2 separate regions of the Homo sapiens genome follow, and region 2 is linked to region 1. Evidence: chromatin loops called from intact Hi-C (ENCODE). Cell type or tissue: Caco-2. All regions are shown on one strand. Links, peaks and the distances in the headings refer to the core of each region. The heading gives the core; the rest is flanking DNA.

Region 1 (8,044 bases), core at 1,197-6,196:
TCATTGAATATTTATTGAGCATGTATTATGTCCAGGCACTGATCTATGTCTTGCCTTCATGTAGCTTATATTCTAATCTAGATAAATAAAATGAACAAGGCAATTATATAGTATGATAAACAGCACTGAGTGCTATGGAAAAGAAATTAGAAAGGTAGAAGCTGTAATTTTTAAACAGAGAAGGAAAGCTTCATTGAGAAATGACCTTTGAACAAAGACTTGAAGGAAATGAGGGAATGAGCCATCTGGGTAGAGGGAGAGGAAAGGCCATGAGGCAGGGTGTGATTGGTGTGTTTGAGGAACAGTAAGGAAGGCAGTATGGACAGAATGAACTGGAGGACTAGGAGATGAGATCAAAGGATGGAGAGGGGGAAGAGGCGATGTACAGGGCCTTTGGGGCCACTATTAGGAGTTGGGCTTTTATCATGAAGATTTTATCTGAAAGATTTTAATCAGAGGAATAAAACTTTAGCCAATCAAATCAGGAAGTGGCTTTGGTGAGTAGAGCCAAAACAGTGGGAAATGAGTGAACCTAAAACGTCTCTTAAAGAAGAGTTTGAGGCACTTCTTTCCTTTACTGAAATAATCTTGCAAAGGCTCCTTCTAATCTGGACAGTGCAGGAGAAACCTTGGTTTGGGGGATTTTCTTTTTATGGTCTGGCCTGATCCTCCTGCTTCTATCTCCTGTCTATCTGCAGACCCACCACAGCACAAGTGAACAGATCCCGGGGATCAAACGTAGCTCACCTTGATTGGAGTTGGGTGTTCCCCAAATTTTCAGTTCCACATTATTATGATTTCTCAGCTTATAATCCAAGATAGCGAATCACCTCTATTTTAGGAACATTTTACCAGCTTCATAAAGGGGTTCTCGTTTCTCATTTTTCTAAGTTTATAGTATAGCTTACCTCATTACTGAAGCCATGAACCACCTATATGAGTAAATTTCCTTGATTTATCCTCTTCTCATGCCTGAATTTAGTAAAATGAAATATAAAAGCTGCATTATCAAAAGAAACATATGTACATATAATCTTGCACATACAGTTTGGGTAGAATTAAACTAACATGCTTCCAAAGGGAAGTTATATGAAAAAATACTTTTCTAAATTTCAAATAAATGAGGCCATGTTAAATATCTATAATTAGTCATAGGTAAAGCAATGAACATACCCTTTGTAAACTTTAAAGCATTCTCCAAAAGTTATTTCTATATAAGTCCCCAAACATATGTCAAGATAGATATAAGATATATGTAATATATAATATTATATATTTTTTGGCCATGGTGGCTCACACCTGTAATCCCAGCACTTTGGGAGGCTGAGGTGGGCGATCACTTGAGGTCAGGAGTTCCAGATCAGCCTGGCCAATGTGGTGAAACCCCATCTCTACTAAAAATACAAAAATTAGCTGGGCATGGCGGTGCGTGCCTGTAGTCCCAGCTACTCGGGAGGCTGAGGCATGAGAATCACTTGAACCTGGGAGGAGGAGGTTGCAATGAGCAGGGATTGCACCACTGTACTCCAGCCTGGGTGACAGAGTGAGACTCTGTCTTAATAATAATAATAATAATAATAATAGATACTAACCATTGTGCATATTGCTCAGATGCAAAGGCAAGTGAGACTAAACTGATAAAACTTCTAAGTGCTACGACAAGTGGGTATGAATATATAGCTAGAGGTATGGTGCAGAAAATTTTGTAAAGTAACTAAGAAATAGAATCAGACCCTGAACTTAGGCACTTTCCAATCTAGTCAACTCTTTTTTAAAAAATATTAAAAGATTATTATTCCTTTGAGGCCAAATAAGGACACGTTCCTAGAAGACCCCGTTGTGGTTAGGAGCAGAGGCTATGGATCTCTACTGCAGGCTTGCCACCTAGGACCTGTGCAATCTTTGGCAAGTGACTTAATCTCTCTGAACCTCAGTTTTCTCATCTATGAAATGGCCTTAGTTGTACTATCTCATAGCATTTTATGAGGATGCAGTGAGTTAATATGAAAAGTGCTTGGAACAATATCTGGCATACAGTATTCTCTTAATAAATGTTATGCTCTTAATAAATGTTAGCTATTTTTATTACCCATATTTCCTTGAACAACAAAGCTTTTCACAATCAAAGAATAGCTTCTCAAGGAGAAGAATTAGGGGTTAAAAGGGTTAAAAGTTCTGAAGAATGAATCAGCATTTTTCTCTCCCTTGTCTTTCCCTGTCTGTTTAGCAACACTGATTAACAGCTCAGAGGAAGAGGTCCAGAATGAACTTGAATGACAAGGAAAACAACTAATCTTCCCTAGGCAATATCCTTATTAAAGTTTCACTTTAGTAACAACCAGGTTTTCACTGAGACAGGTTGGTTGGGGTGGGGTGGGTAGAAAAGGAAAAAGTAGGCCAGGCACGGTGGCTCACGCCTGTAATCCCAGGACTTTGGGAGGCTGAGGCAGGCGGATCACCTGAGGTCAGTAGTGCGAGACCAGCCTGGCCAACATGGTGAAACCATGTCTCTACTAAAAATACAAAAATTAGCCAGGTGTGGTGGCAGGCGCCTGTAGTCCCAGCTACTCGGGAGGCTGAGGCAGAGAATTGCTTGAACCAGGGAGGCAGAGGTTGCAGTGAGCCGAGATCGCGCCACTGCACTCAGCCTAGGCAATGAATGAGACTCCATCTCAAAAAAAAAAAAAAAAAAAAAAGGGAAGAGAAAAGAAAAAATAGATCTGCCTCGACATGCGAGACCTGAAAGACCCAGAGATACAGATTCCTTTTCTGGGCCACTTGTCTGCACTTCTGAAAATGCTGACCAGGTGTGGCACACAGGCTATGGGACACCAAACCACATGGTCCAGACAGATGATGAGCGTGCTGTGATTACCTGCACAGTTGACTCATCCTCCGGGTACCTCCATGAAAAAGCATGTACACCAAGGGGGAATATGCCTTTTCCAAAGGGACACATGTCCAGGTTTACTAAATGGAAAAGCTAGTAATTTGTCCTGGCTTCTCTCTGAGAGGTTATCTAAGTGTTTGATGAATCTTATTTGATTGTTCGAGCAGTTTTAAGTGGTATTGCCAGCTTAAGTTCAGCCCCTGTCTTGGGACATCTATAACTTAGAAATGTTAAATACACCTAACTACTACTCTACAATTGAGTGTGGCCTTTTATAAAATAATAACCAATACTGGACAACTATAAGAGAGTTTTGAGAGAGGCAAAGAGAAAAAAAATTTCAGAAACATCTGGATTTTTCTACTCCCTGTTTTGAAGCATCACTTAATTGGTACCTAGGGTAAAAAGATGTTACCTATTTATAGATAAAATATATTAATAATTAAAAATTTATGTATAATTTGAAAATGTTATCAAACTTCTCATGACTTCTGTACCCTATTTATGATCACAATTGCTTTTAAAAATACATTTTCCAGCTACTGATCTCCTGGGAAGTATTTGGAGACCACAGAAAATGAGACATATCAGCTTCTTCACAAAAGAGTCCTGGACTGCTAAGGTCACTTAACCCCAGGCCTCAAATCATGGCAGCTAGCACTGGGAAACATCTCAGAAATCACCTAATCCAGTCTTCTACAGGGAGAAGTTTCTTCTTAATAAAATGGTAAGTGGTCCTTTGAAAACTTTACCACACGTAAAAATAATTTGAGATAGGCCTAAGAACATTATTACGTAAATCTAAAGCAGCAGCAGGATTATGCTTAGGCCAATGCCTGGCACATTATGGTAGGCGCTCAATAAAGGCTTCCTACGACTAATAAATGATGACTGAGCCAGCAAGTAAACTTACGTACTATTCAGGTATCAAAAGCCCCATCTGCTGGTCAAAAAGAATTAATCTGTAGCCCTGCAGATAGTGATAAGAAAACTCATGTTTCAGAAAATTATAAAATATTAAAAGGAATATCAAATAGGAAAGGGGTATTAGGGATCATCTGCTGAACCCACTTACTTTACAAATGAAGACACTTTTTACAACACTGATAAGTTCCCAACCAGAAGCGGAAAAAGTCAAATACTGTAGTTTATCAAAATCATAGTTCACACAGAGTAACTCTGAAAAACATTGACTGTCATACAATGAGTATGAAATTTTGTGAGGTGAAAATAATCTACATATTGAAGATGCTTTCTGGTTTAAAATTGCTTCCTGCTCTTCTCAGGAAAAAAGGTGATTATGAGAGTTTGGACTTGTAGTTAAACTAATGTCCAAATGGAGTTTCCACCATTGCTAGCTATTTCTTGGTTGAAGTATCTCTGTCTTAATATCCTTCATCCTTAATGTGTGAGTCATAATATTCTACCATGAGGATACAAGATCACCTATTTAATGTATAATGGTGGGCACATAGTAGGAATCCCAAAATTGGAGAAAAAGAAAGGGTGGCTGTGGGTGTTGCTACTATTAATACTGTGGACTAAAAATAACTTTCCTACATGCCTCACACCGGGATTGTCAGGAGAATTGAGATAATGTATGTAAAAGTTCTTTGTAAACTGAAAAAGCGCAATACAACTAGAAGTTATTGTGCTTAGACAGAGATAGTGATGTACCAAAGATACAATTTTAATCATCAATTTAACAACAAAATCTTTAAAAAAAAAAAAAAAAAAAAAAAGAATAAGGCTGTGCACGGTGGCTCACGCTGGTAATCCCAGCAGTTTGGGAGGCCGAGGTGGGCAGATCACCTGAGGTCAGGAGTTCGAGACCAGCCTGGGCCAACATGGCAAAACCCTATTTCTACTAAAAATACAAAAATTAGCCGGGCCTTGTGGTGTGTGCCTGTAATCTCAGCTACTTGGGAGGCTGAGGTAGGAGAATCACTTGAACCCGGGAGGCGGAGGTTGCAGTAAGCCGAGATCACACCACTGCACTCCAGCCTGGGTAACAGAGCGAGACTCCATCTCAAAAAAAAAAAAAAAAAAAAAAATAATAATAATAAATAAGTAGCATTTCTTGGATAAGCTGTTTTAAAAACACAAGCTTTCATTTGCTGCCTGGAAAGATTGTTCTGGGCTCTGTTTCCTCTAAATTCAGCTTAGAAACAGAACAAACCTTAGTTCATCTGTCTCTTCTTATATTTCACAATATACAGTACAAGACAGTTGACTTGGCACTTTCTACTTCCTCCCTAGCTGGATCAATGAGTTCATTAGGTGCCCTTTCTATGCCCTCCCACCACCCCTGCCTCACATGGTTAGAGCATTAGCAAATTTCGCCTTTACCTAACAAAGGTCCCTTCTCTTCAGCCTCTAAGGTCATTGACCTCACTGTCTTGAAGCATCAACAGCTCCACTTTCTTTTTTTTTTTTTTTGAGACGGAGTCTCGCTCTGTCGCCCAGGCTGGAGTGCAGTGGCGCGATCTCGGCTCACTGCAAGCTCCGCCTCCCAGGTTCACGCCATTCTCCTGCCTCAGCCTCCCAAGTAGCCGGGACTACAGGCGTCCGCCACCGTGCCCAGCTAATTTTTTGTATTTTTAGTAGAGACGGGGTTTCACCGTGTTAGCCAGGATGGTCTCGATCTCCTGACCTCTATCCGCCTGCCTCGGCCTCCCAAAGAGCTGGGATTACAGGCGTGAGCCACCGTGCCCGGCCAACAGCTCCACTTTCATTGTCTTCTCCAGGCCTTTCTGGCTTTTATTTTTCATCTCTTCAAGACCCTGGAAGTTTCAATCCACTGTTTGGTCCTAAAGCCACACATTCATCCCAGTTCTTGATTGCTCATTAAAAGCAAGCCGAACATTTAGTGGCTGAAAACAGTTTATTCCTATTTCCCAAGGTCCTGCAGGCTGACTGGACTCAGCTGAGTAGTTCTCCCTTGGGGTATCTCACACAGTTGTAGTCAGATGGCAGCTGGGCTAATGTCCATGAAGGCTCCTTTGCAGGACTGGCAGTTGATTGTAGCAGCCAGCTCCGAGCTCAGCTGATGTTGACAGGATTGGCGACATGTGGTTTTTCCATGTGTTTTGGGGTGCTCATGATCCTGCAGCTGGGTTCCAAGAGGGTGCATCCCAAGAACCAGCATTCTCAGACGCAGGAAGCAGAAGCTGCCAAGCTGTTTAAAAACTATGCCCAGCACTGGCAGTCACTTTTGCCATCTTTAACCAGGAAAAGCGATGACAAGGCTGGCCACATTCCACGAACAAGAGAAATCATCTTCTCTTAATAAGGAGCAGCAAGGTCACTTTGTATAAAACATATGAGTTAGGAGTTACTGCTGCAGTCACTTTTGGAAATGACAATCTGCCATTTATAGATGTTTTTAAAAATTCCTATCAACTCAAAAATAATTAGAAGGGGAAATAAACCTTGAAAAGTTAGACAAATAGAATAAAGTGAAGAGGAGATATAGAAAAGTCCAAATATATAATACAGACAGTCCCCGACTTACATTAGTTAAATTTATGACAACTTTATGACAGTGTGAAAGTGTGAAAGTGATAGACATTCAGTAGAAATCATACTTCTAGTACCCATACAACCATTCTGTTTTTCATTTTCAGTAGCATTTTCAATAAATTACGTGAGATATTCAACACTTTATTATAAGATAAACTTTGTGTTAGATGACTTTTCCTAACTAGGGGCTATGTAAGTGTTCCGATCATATTTAAGTTAGACTAGGTTAAACTATGATGTTCAATAGATTAAGTATATTAAATGCATTTTTAACTTTCTATATTTCCAACTAGTAATGGGTTTATTCGGACATGACTCCATCGTAAATTGAGGAGCATCTGTAATCATAATTCCTGAAAGTAGACTGAACTCACTCATTAAAAGACAAGATTGACAGAATAAAACAAAAATAAATCTATATGATATTCATAAGTGATACCCCTAAAATATAAGAACGAAAAAAGTTTCAAAGAAAGTTATAGAAAACAATACATGGCAAAACAACATCTGCAAAGGGTTGAGTCAGCTATATGAACATGAGAGTCCATCAACTTTGAGACAAAAAATTACTATGCTATGAGGAGAGTCACTACACAATGATGAAAACTTGAATTCACCAGAAAGATATGACAATCAGATTTTGTAAAACTGACAATATATTTAAAAATTACAATCATGGTAGAAGATACAACACACAACTTTATTATTATTATTATTATTATTTTTCTTTTTTGAGACGGAGTCTCGCTCTGTCACCCAGGCTGAGAGTGCAGTGGTACGATCTCGGCTCACTACAAGCTCCGCCTCCCGAGTTCAAGCGATTCCCCTGCCTCAGCCTCCCGAGTAGCTGGGACTACAGGCACACACCACCATGCTCGGCTAATTTTTGTGTTTTTAGTAGAGATGGGGTTTCACCGTGTTGGCCAGGCTGGTCTCGAACTCCTGACCACAGGTGATCCACCCGCCTCGGCCTTCCACAGTACTGAGATTACAGGCGTGAGGCACCGTGCCTGGCCCACAACTTTAAATTATTGATGTGTCAAGCAATAACTCAATTGATGTGTCAAGCAAAACAAAATGATATTTAGGTATTCATATATATGTGTTAACACTATTCTTTAAAAAGCAAAGAAGTGCTTTTATATGCATTGAAATACAAAGATAAAAAAGCAAAGATGTGATAAACACCAATTCAGGGCAGTAGATGCTTCTAGAAGGAAGGGAGGGAAGTGGATAAGGATAGAATACAAAGATAGTATTAAGAGTATTGGCAATATTTTAATTCTTATATTGGGTTATAGGTTCACAGGACTTTATGCATTTTATTATGCTTTATAATGTATGACTGCTTCATATATGTTTGAGTATATTAAATATTATAAAGTAAAATGTATGTAAAAGGAGGCCATGTGCTGTGGCTCACACCTATAATCCCACACTTTGGGAGGCTGAGATGAGAGGATTGCTTGAGCCCAGGAGTTCAAGACCAGCCTGAGCAATATAGTGAGACCTCATCTCTACAAAACAAAACAAACAAACAAAATTTAAAAACTAGCCAGGTGTGGTGGCACATGACTTTAGTCCCAGCTACTCGGGAGGCTGAGGCAGAAGGATTGCTTGGGCTCGGAGGTC
Region 2 (8,044 bases), core at 1,113-6,112, 78 kb before region 1:
GTCTGTCGACTTTCATCCATCCTTATTTTGATCCATTATGTGTCAGTTCTTTATTTAAAGACTGTCCTTGGTACTCAGTCAATGTTATATATTCTATCGTGAAAAAAGTTAAATAATGGGGAAATTATCTTTTATGTAACAGTGACTTGCTTTCCCATAAAAGATAATGAATCTAAGAAGCCTTCTCCTAAATAAATGGTTAAAACATAAGGTAGCACTCTTGGGAAAGAGTGAAGAGAAAAGAAGAGGGTTCAGGACTCTACCCTTATAAAGACCAAATCATGATCTCATTCAAGCCCTACTTGTAATGCTTTGAGTCAGAGAGTTTCTTCTTTTTATGAGACAGGGTCTCACTGTGTCATCCAGGCTAGAGTGCAGTGGCACAATCTTAGCTCACTGCAGACTCTTCCTCCTAGGCTCAAGGGATCCTCCCACCTCAGCCTGCCGAGTAACTGAGATTACAGGTACACGCCACCATCTCTGGCTCATTTTTAAATTTTTTGTACAGACAGAATTTCACCAGGTTGCCCAGGCTGGTCTCAAACTCCTGAGCTCAAGTGATGCACCTGCCTCAGCCTCCCAAAGTGTTGGGATTACAGCTGTGTAGCTCCCCACCAGCCACAGAGCTCAGTTTTCAATACAAAGAAATTGGGCCTCAGAAAGGTTAAGAAGCCCAGCTGGTTTATGGAAGAACCAGATCTAGAACCCAAGACTCTTAATCCAGAGTTTCTTAAGGCACTGGGAATATTAACAACAAGAATCCATAAAGTTTTATGAAGGAAGTGTGACTATGACTTCACCAGGTCAAGGTGGTTTGAGAGTAGATATACAGTTGGCAATATCTTTCAGGCACAGAACTAGACCAAGATTACATAACTGGGATTTCTTGCAAGTCTCCAAAGTGCTTCCTGCTCTTCATTTATAAAACACGGAATTCTTTTTTTTTTCTTTTTTTTGTGGAGGGGGATGGAGTCTCACTCTGTTGCCCAGGCTGGAGTGCAGTGGCATGATCTCAACCCACTGCAACCTCTGCCTCCCAGGTTCAAGCAATTCTCCCTGCCTCAGCCTCCTGGGTAGCTGGGATTACAGGTGCCCACCACCACGCCCAGCTAATTTTTGTATTTTTTTAGTAGAGATGGGGTTTTGCTATGTTGGCCAGGCTGGTCTGGAACTCCAGACCTCAGGTGATTCGCCCAGTTTGGACTCCCAAAATGTTGGGATTACAGGCGTGAGTCACGGCGCCTGGCCTAAAATCTGGAATTAACACACTGTTCCTCATAGGACTCCATTTCTCTTTCTACCTTAGGCAATCCAATTCTACTCCTCCTGCAGTGCATGAATATATATTAATAACTTTTTTCAAGAGAAAGATCAGTTGCAAATACTTATCAAATGTGTTGATACATGCAAATTAGGCTTTCCCTGCTGCCCTTTCAAAACACAGAGAGAATAAAATGACCTATCCTTAACCCAATGACTAAGTGTTTGTGTGAACTTGAATAAACCTTCACCTTTCCTGTGCCTCACTGTTCTTATCTACAGAGCAGAGAAGTTAAACCAGATGACTTCTAGTTAAAATAATGTATGATTTAATGATTCAGTTAATTAAGATTCTATTGGGAGGCCGAGGCGGGGGGATCACGAGGTCAGGAGATCGAGACTATCCTGGCTAACATGGTGAAACCCCATCTCTACTAAAAATACAAAAATTAGCCGGGCGTAGTGACGGGCGCCTGTAGTCCCAGCTACTCGGGAGGCTGAGGCAGGAGAATGGCGTGAACCCGGGAGGCGGAGCTTGCAGTGAGCCGAGATTGCGCCACTGCACTCCAGCCTGGGTGACAGAGCCAGACTCCATCCTCAAAAAAAAAAAAAAAAAAAAAAAAAAAAAAAAAGTTTCTACCTGTGCACATATTTAGCTTCAGATATGATCTGTGTGAGAAGACCATCTTGAAGGAAGTCAAGAAATCTAAGAATGAGTCCCGTTTTCAGCATCAAGTGGATATATAATCATTAGAACAGGGAATAACCTCACTTTCCCCGTTCATTAAATGGGGTAACACTCGTGGTCATCTCTCAGGGTTGTTTTGAAGACTGAACAAGATAAGTCATGTGAATGTGTTTTGTAAGTTGTATAGTTAGAGGAATTAGAAGTGTAATCATTGTTAAAGGAGATGTTTGAAACACTGCATATATCATCACTGCCAATGGAGATAACAGGCTGAGTCCGGGTTATTTCTCGTTAGGACGCGTCCTTGTGCTGAGTAAATGGTAGGTTACCTTATCAGACTGCGCAGTGAGTCTTGATCCGGGAAGCGCCTAACTCCTGAATTTTTACCAGAAAATAAAGGACTACACTAAAAAGAAACCAGAAAGAACGTGGGAAGGAGGGAATTCGCAGGCAGAGGAGGAGGAAAAGCAAAGACGAGGCAAAGTTAGGAGAATGAAAGGCGAATTCAGAGGAATGATAGGGGCGGGTAGGGCCGAGCCGGCCTGGCAGGACAGGGTGGTGGCGAATGAGCTGCTAGCCCGGCGACCTGCCCGCGGCCCCGGCGGGGGAGGAGGAGGGGCTTGGCAAAGGGCAACGCCAGAGCCAGACTTAAAAGGGAGATGATCCTAGCTAGTTGACGCCACCGGTGACCTCCGACGCCCCGGGCAAGAGAACGCCAGGAGGGATAACGGGAGGAAGGCCGGCCGGGGCCGCCAAGGCAGTCCCAGGCTCGCGTAGGAGGCGCGCAGACCTTGCACCTTGCACCTTCGCAGCGCCCTGCACCCCGCCACCATGTGCGAGCTGTACAGTAAGCGGGACACTCTGGGGCTGAGGAAGAAGCACATCGGGTAAGGGCACCCTGGCCCGGAAGTAAGTGCAGAGAGGGGGCAATAACGAGTGCAGAAGGTGGAGAGAGAAAGCCGGCTAGGGAACAAACGATGCGCTGCAGCCGCACTCCGTGCCCGCCGCGCCTGTGCACGCGCCCCGCGCGCCTCCACCTGCAGGGGCCGCGCGGACTCCCAGAAACGCTCCTGGAACCCGGAACGCTGGGCTTCCTGCCCGCTCGAAAGTCCCCGGCTCGCTCTGCAGCCGGCGGACTAGCGGGGGCTGCCGGCCGGCTAGAGGGGTTGGTGGATGACGGCCAATAGCCCTAGCAGACACCATTCCAGGGATGGGAGATGGGTGGAAGAAGGATAGCGCTCCGCCACCCCCACACAACTCGAAAGTTTTTGGAAACTGTGAACTGAGAAATATTTTTTCATGATGGCTCCGCAAACAAACCAATTCTGACAATTTTTACTTAAAGTGAGCTTTTTCTTCTTGCATGCTTGGTTAAGTGATGAAGGGTTTATCTAGCCAATAGAAAAACTTGAAACCACCTTCTGTTAGAAAAGCAGAGACTTTATTTAGATCCCTCTTACCCAACTTGCTCTCCCAAGCTGTGTTCTTCCCAGCCTGCTTGTCTTGCCCCCGTCACAAACGACTTAGTAATATAAAGGTGAGTATATAAGACCGACAGGGGCTCTAGCTCTCGTTGGATGTCATATTCCCTGTGTGGACCTCTGTCAAATTAATTGTCTCTTCTATGAAAGTAGGAATAACATTCTACTTCACAGGAGCAAGAAGATGAGATTAATATGTTAGTGTTTTGTGCGTGGTTTTTAAAAAGATACGTGTAAATATAAATGATGATTAATGACCCCGAATACTGTAAAGTCAACCGTCTGCAATATTCACTTGAAATGAACGACTGCAGCCGGGCCAGTGGGCATGAGAGAGCACTTGGGGTTACAAGGAAGAAAACAATCCGCATCCTCTTCGGAGGAATGCTGGACAGTTTCTCAGACTGAAGCTCCTCACCCCAACTGGAGGGGTTTCTGGGTGGTTTGGAAGACTAGTTCCATCTCTCTCAGCCGCTAAGTGGGATCAAAATAATCCAGTTCTTTCCCCATTAATCAATCACTACCCTACTTTTTCTAATCACTCACTGCGTTAGTTTTCAATCTTAGTTAGATTCCGGTAAATGCCTAATGGTTTCTGACATGAGCAGAACAAATTTTCTAAAAGCACGAGTGTAGCCATGGGCTGACTGGATAAAGGAGAATTTTACCTGAAGTCTGACGGGCAAGGTGGAAAGTGTATTAAAAAGGCAATGTGAAGTCTGCAGCTTTCAGCTCACATCCTTAACAAAGTTTTTTTTTGGATTTTAACTTGTAGGTATAAACTAACAGCTGAGTTTGAACCAATAAGAAATTCTTATAAAATACTATTTTCATTTCAGCTGATGATGCTTAAAAAAAATCAATATATAACACAACCTTATGCAATTTTAAAATTTGAGGTTACCTACTGTTTGTAATAATCAAAATTCCTTCTAAACAGTTACATATCAATTTAGTATATTTCTACTACTAGAACTACCTCCAATGTGTGTGAGGGTTTTTTTGTATGTATGCAAAATCACCAAAATAAATAAATATATTTAACTTTAGTTCTTAAATGTTCATAAAGCCAAGATTAGAAGCCTTTGTGAAATTTCTATGTGCTAAAATGTATAATCCAGCCATTCATCCAAATAAAAGTATGGATGACCTTATTATGCTCAAAAAACATATTAAATGCTTAGAAGAATAATTGAATTTCACTATTTAATAATGGAAAATCCATTTGATACTGGACAAGTACCACTCAAAATACATGAAAATGAAAATAATCTATAAAACTTCCTGCGTAGTATTTAACTCTAGGTTATTTGCATTTAGCTTTCAGTGCTATTCATGTCTTTATACATTAGATTGAAGGGGAAACAGAGATGTCTACCTTGGGCTACAGCACAACACAGCCTACTTGCAAATTCTGGTTTTCTCATTTACTGTCTGTGTAGCCTTAAACCAGTTACTTAATTTCTCTGTGCCTTGGTCTCCTCACCTATAAGAGTGAGAAAGATAATAACCTCTCTTTCATAGGATTGTTGACAGGATTAAATAATATTTACAAAATATATAACAGCTTCTGACACATTAAGCCCCCCAAAAAAACTTGGTTATTTTTTTTCTGATAGAACAAAATTTCTCAAAGGAAAATTAGTTATTGGTCTGTGTGATTAGAACCATCAGAGAGTGGATTCCTGTGCCTCTAATAAATTGTCAAATCATGGCATATTTAATATAACAAGCATAAGGAATGTGAACAATGTCATGAATGGGGGATTAACATAAAAGTTTCCAGGTTTACATGAAATGAAAAGAAATGTATGTCATCCAGGTTGTGTTTTCCCTTTCCTTTATGTAACTGTACTTTTCCACTGATGGGGACCTTCATTGAGAAGGAAAAATACTGAGAGTAGTCCTACCAGACCAAAGTGTTTCCTTTGATTATTTCTAGGCCCTCATGCAAAGTTTTCTTTGCATCGGATCCCATCAAAATAGTGAGAGCCCAGAGGCAGTACATGTTTGATGAGAACGGTGAACAGTACTTGGACTGCATCAACAATGTTGCCCATGGTAAATGTCCTGTCCTTGCAGTGCTTTGGAGGAAATGTTCATGGAGTAAAGCTGACTTGGAACACTTAATTTTTGTTTGGGGAATTGCAGTGGCTGCAGTTCCTTTGCTGAGTGGGCCAGTAGTCCTAGTGGGGAAAATCGCAGCAAAATATGGAAGAGAAAGGAACTCAACTTTTGTTTGTTTGTTTGTTTGCTTGCTTGCTTGCTTCATAATTCCTCTTATTCCCAGGCACTTAGAATTCTAACTTATTTCTTGGGCTTTTGTTTCATAAATTTTAGTGGGACACTGTCACCCAGGAGTGGTCAAAGCTGCCCTGAAACAGATGGAACTGCTAAATACAAATTCTCGATTCCTCCACGACAACATTGTTGAGTATGCCAAACGCCTTTCAGCAACTCTGCCGGAGAAACTCTCTGTTTGTTATTTTACAAATTCAGGGTATGCTTCATGGTTTCCCACCCCTCCCCATTCCCACTAAACTTTGTCTACTCTTGCACACAAATCTTTCCTTTTGATTCATGGTGGAGCTTGTCCAAAAGGGTTTGCTGAGTTTCTTGCCATTCACTAAGTGATCACACATTAGGGACCTAGCCTTTCTGGTTCTCCCACTTTATTCTACGACTGTGAATCTAACTGATCAAATGATGCTCACCTCCTCAGGCAGTGCAATAAGTAGCTGAAGGATTGATAGGCCAAGATATTCTTTCAATGAGTGTATGAGTAACTTTAGCCAAGAAATAACTCTAGTAAACAAGCTAAAACTTTTTTTTTTTTTTTTTTTTTTTTGAGATGGAGCCTTGCTCTGTCGCTCAGGCTGGAGTGCAGTGGTGTGATCTCAGGTCACTGCAAGCTCCGCTTCCCAGGTTCACGCTATTCTCCTGCCTCAGCCTCCCAAGTAGCTGGGATTACAGGCACCCGCCACAACGCCCAGCTAATTTTTTGTGATCCACCCACCTCAGCCTCCCAAAGTGCTGGGATTACAGGCGTGAGCCACTGCGCCTGGCAACAAGCTAGACTTTTTAAAGATTTTTGATTGTTGAAAATTGAGCATATTTCCCCAATACAAACATAAGAAAAGAAAAAAGAAGGAAACTCAAATAGATACATTTCAACTTTCATTTATTTATTTATTTTTTTGAGATGGAGTTTCGCTCTTGTTCCCCAGGCTGCAGTGTAATGGCACTATCTCTGCTCACTGCAACCTCCACCTCCCGGGTTTGAGTGATTCTCCTGCCTCAGCCTCCTGAGTAGCTGGGATTACAAGCATGCGCCACCACACCCAGCTAATTTTGTATTCTAGTAGAGATGGAGTTTCTCCATGTTGGTCAGGATGGTCTCAAACTCCCGACCTCAGGTGATCCACCCGCCTCGGCCTCCCAGTGCTGGGATTGCAAGCATGAGCAACCGTGCCCAGCCAGAAGGAGCCCCAAGAGATGCGGGCTGGTCTGGAAGGCCATGCACAGGGCCACCAGCAGCGCCTCGGGGTCAGCGTGGGGACCCTGGGGCCAGCACCAACACCCACAGGCTGGCCATCTCCAGGCAGGCACCTCGGGCTGCCTCAACTTTTTAACTTAGTTTTTTGTTTTGTTTTGTTTGATTTTTAGTGACAGTGTCTCATTATGTTGCCCAGGCTGCTCTTGAACTCCTGAACTCAAGCAATCTGCCCACCTCAGCCTTCCAAAGTGCAGGGATTACAGGTGTGAGCCACCGTGCCTGGCCCCAACTTTTAAATTCTGTAAATTCAAATCATTATATATCCATTCTATAGACTATTATGCAGATATTTAGGAGTATGTTTTTGCAAATGCATGTCTAAATATGTGCTTAAAGTGCAATATTATATTGGGGAAAGCTTTATAGATATATAGTAGAAACTCCTATTTTAAAAACGAAATATGGTTCGGCGTGGTGGCTCATGCCTGTAATCCCAGCACTTTGGGAGGCCAAGGAGGGTGGATCACGAGGTCAAGAGATCAAGACCATCCTGGCCAACATGGTGAAACCCTGTCTCTACTAAAAATACAAAAATTAGCTGCACGTGGTGGTGTGTGCCTGTAGTCCCAGCTACTTGGGAGGCTGAGGCAGGAGAATTGCAGTCAGGTTGCAGTGAGCCAAGATCACACCATTGCACTCCAGCCTGGCGACAGAGTGAGACTCCGTCAAAAAAAAAAAAAAAAAAAGAAAGAAATATATATGAAAATTAACTATTAGACATTCCGTGAATATTTGATTATATGACTCTCTGTGATTCACTTTCCATTAAGATATTTTAAAACCAATTTATGTCCAGCATGGTGGTCACACTACTGTGCCTGGCTCGGCTTCCCAAAGTGTTGGGGTTACAGGGTGAGCCCCTGTAACCCATAGGGGTTACATAACCCACTATGCCTGGGCTAATTTTTGTATTTTTTGTGGAGATGGGGTTTCACCATGTTGCCCAGACTGGTCTCAAACTCATGGGCTCAAGCAATCTGCCCGCTTCAGCCTCCCAAAGTGCTAGGATTACAGACATGAGTCACCGCACCCAGCCAAGACTAATATTCTATTTTTTTA

What was found. Peaks named below come from ENCODE experiments on the same cell type or tissue, not always from the same donor. Only the 100,000 strongest peaks of a DNase experiment are listed, where the experiment ranks them.
Region 2: it touches region 1 in a loop (3-fold over the local background); 2 of 110 quality-filtered maps call a loop at or near these places.

The regions. Positions count from the first base shown.
Region 1 is chr4:108,679,423-108,687,466 of GRCh38, reverse strand. No RefSeq gene overlaps it. Among named protein-coding and RNA genes, the nearest start is that of OSTC, 33 kb to the right of the region's middle. In Caco-2, for the core only: a CTCF peak has its summit at 3,775; no DNase peak of the experiment used is centred there.
Region 2 is chr4:108,757,634-108,765,677 of GRCh38, reverse strand. It overlaps ETNPPL (ethanolamine-phosphate phospho-lyase), which reads left to right and starts at 2,625. Exons shown (of 13, transcript NM_031279.4): 1 at 2,625-2,835; 2 at 5,372-5,490; 3 at 5,770-5,929. The coding sequence starts at 2,780. In Caco-2, for the core only: no CTCF peak of the experiment used is centred there; no DNase peak of the experiment used is centred there; H3K4me3 peaks cover 1,071 bases; H3K27me3 peaks cover 117 bases.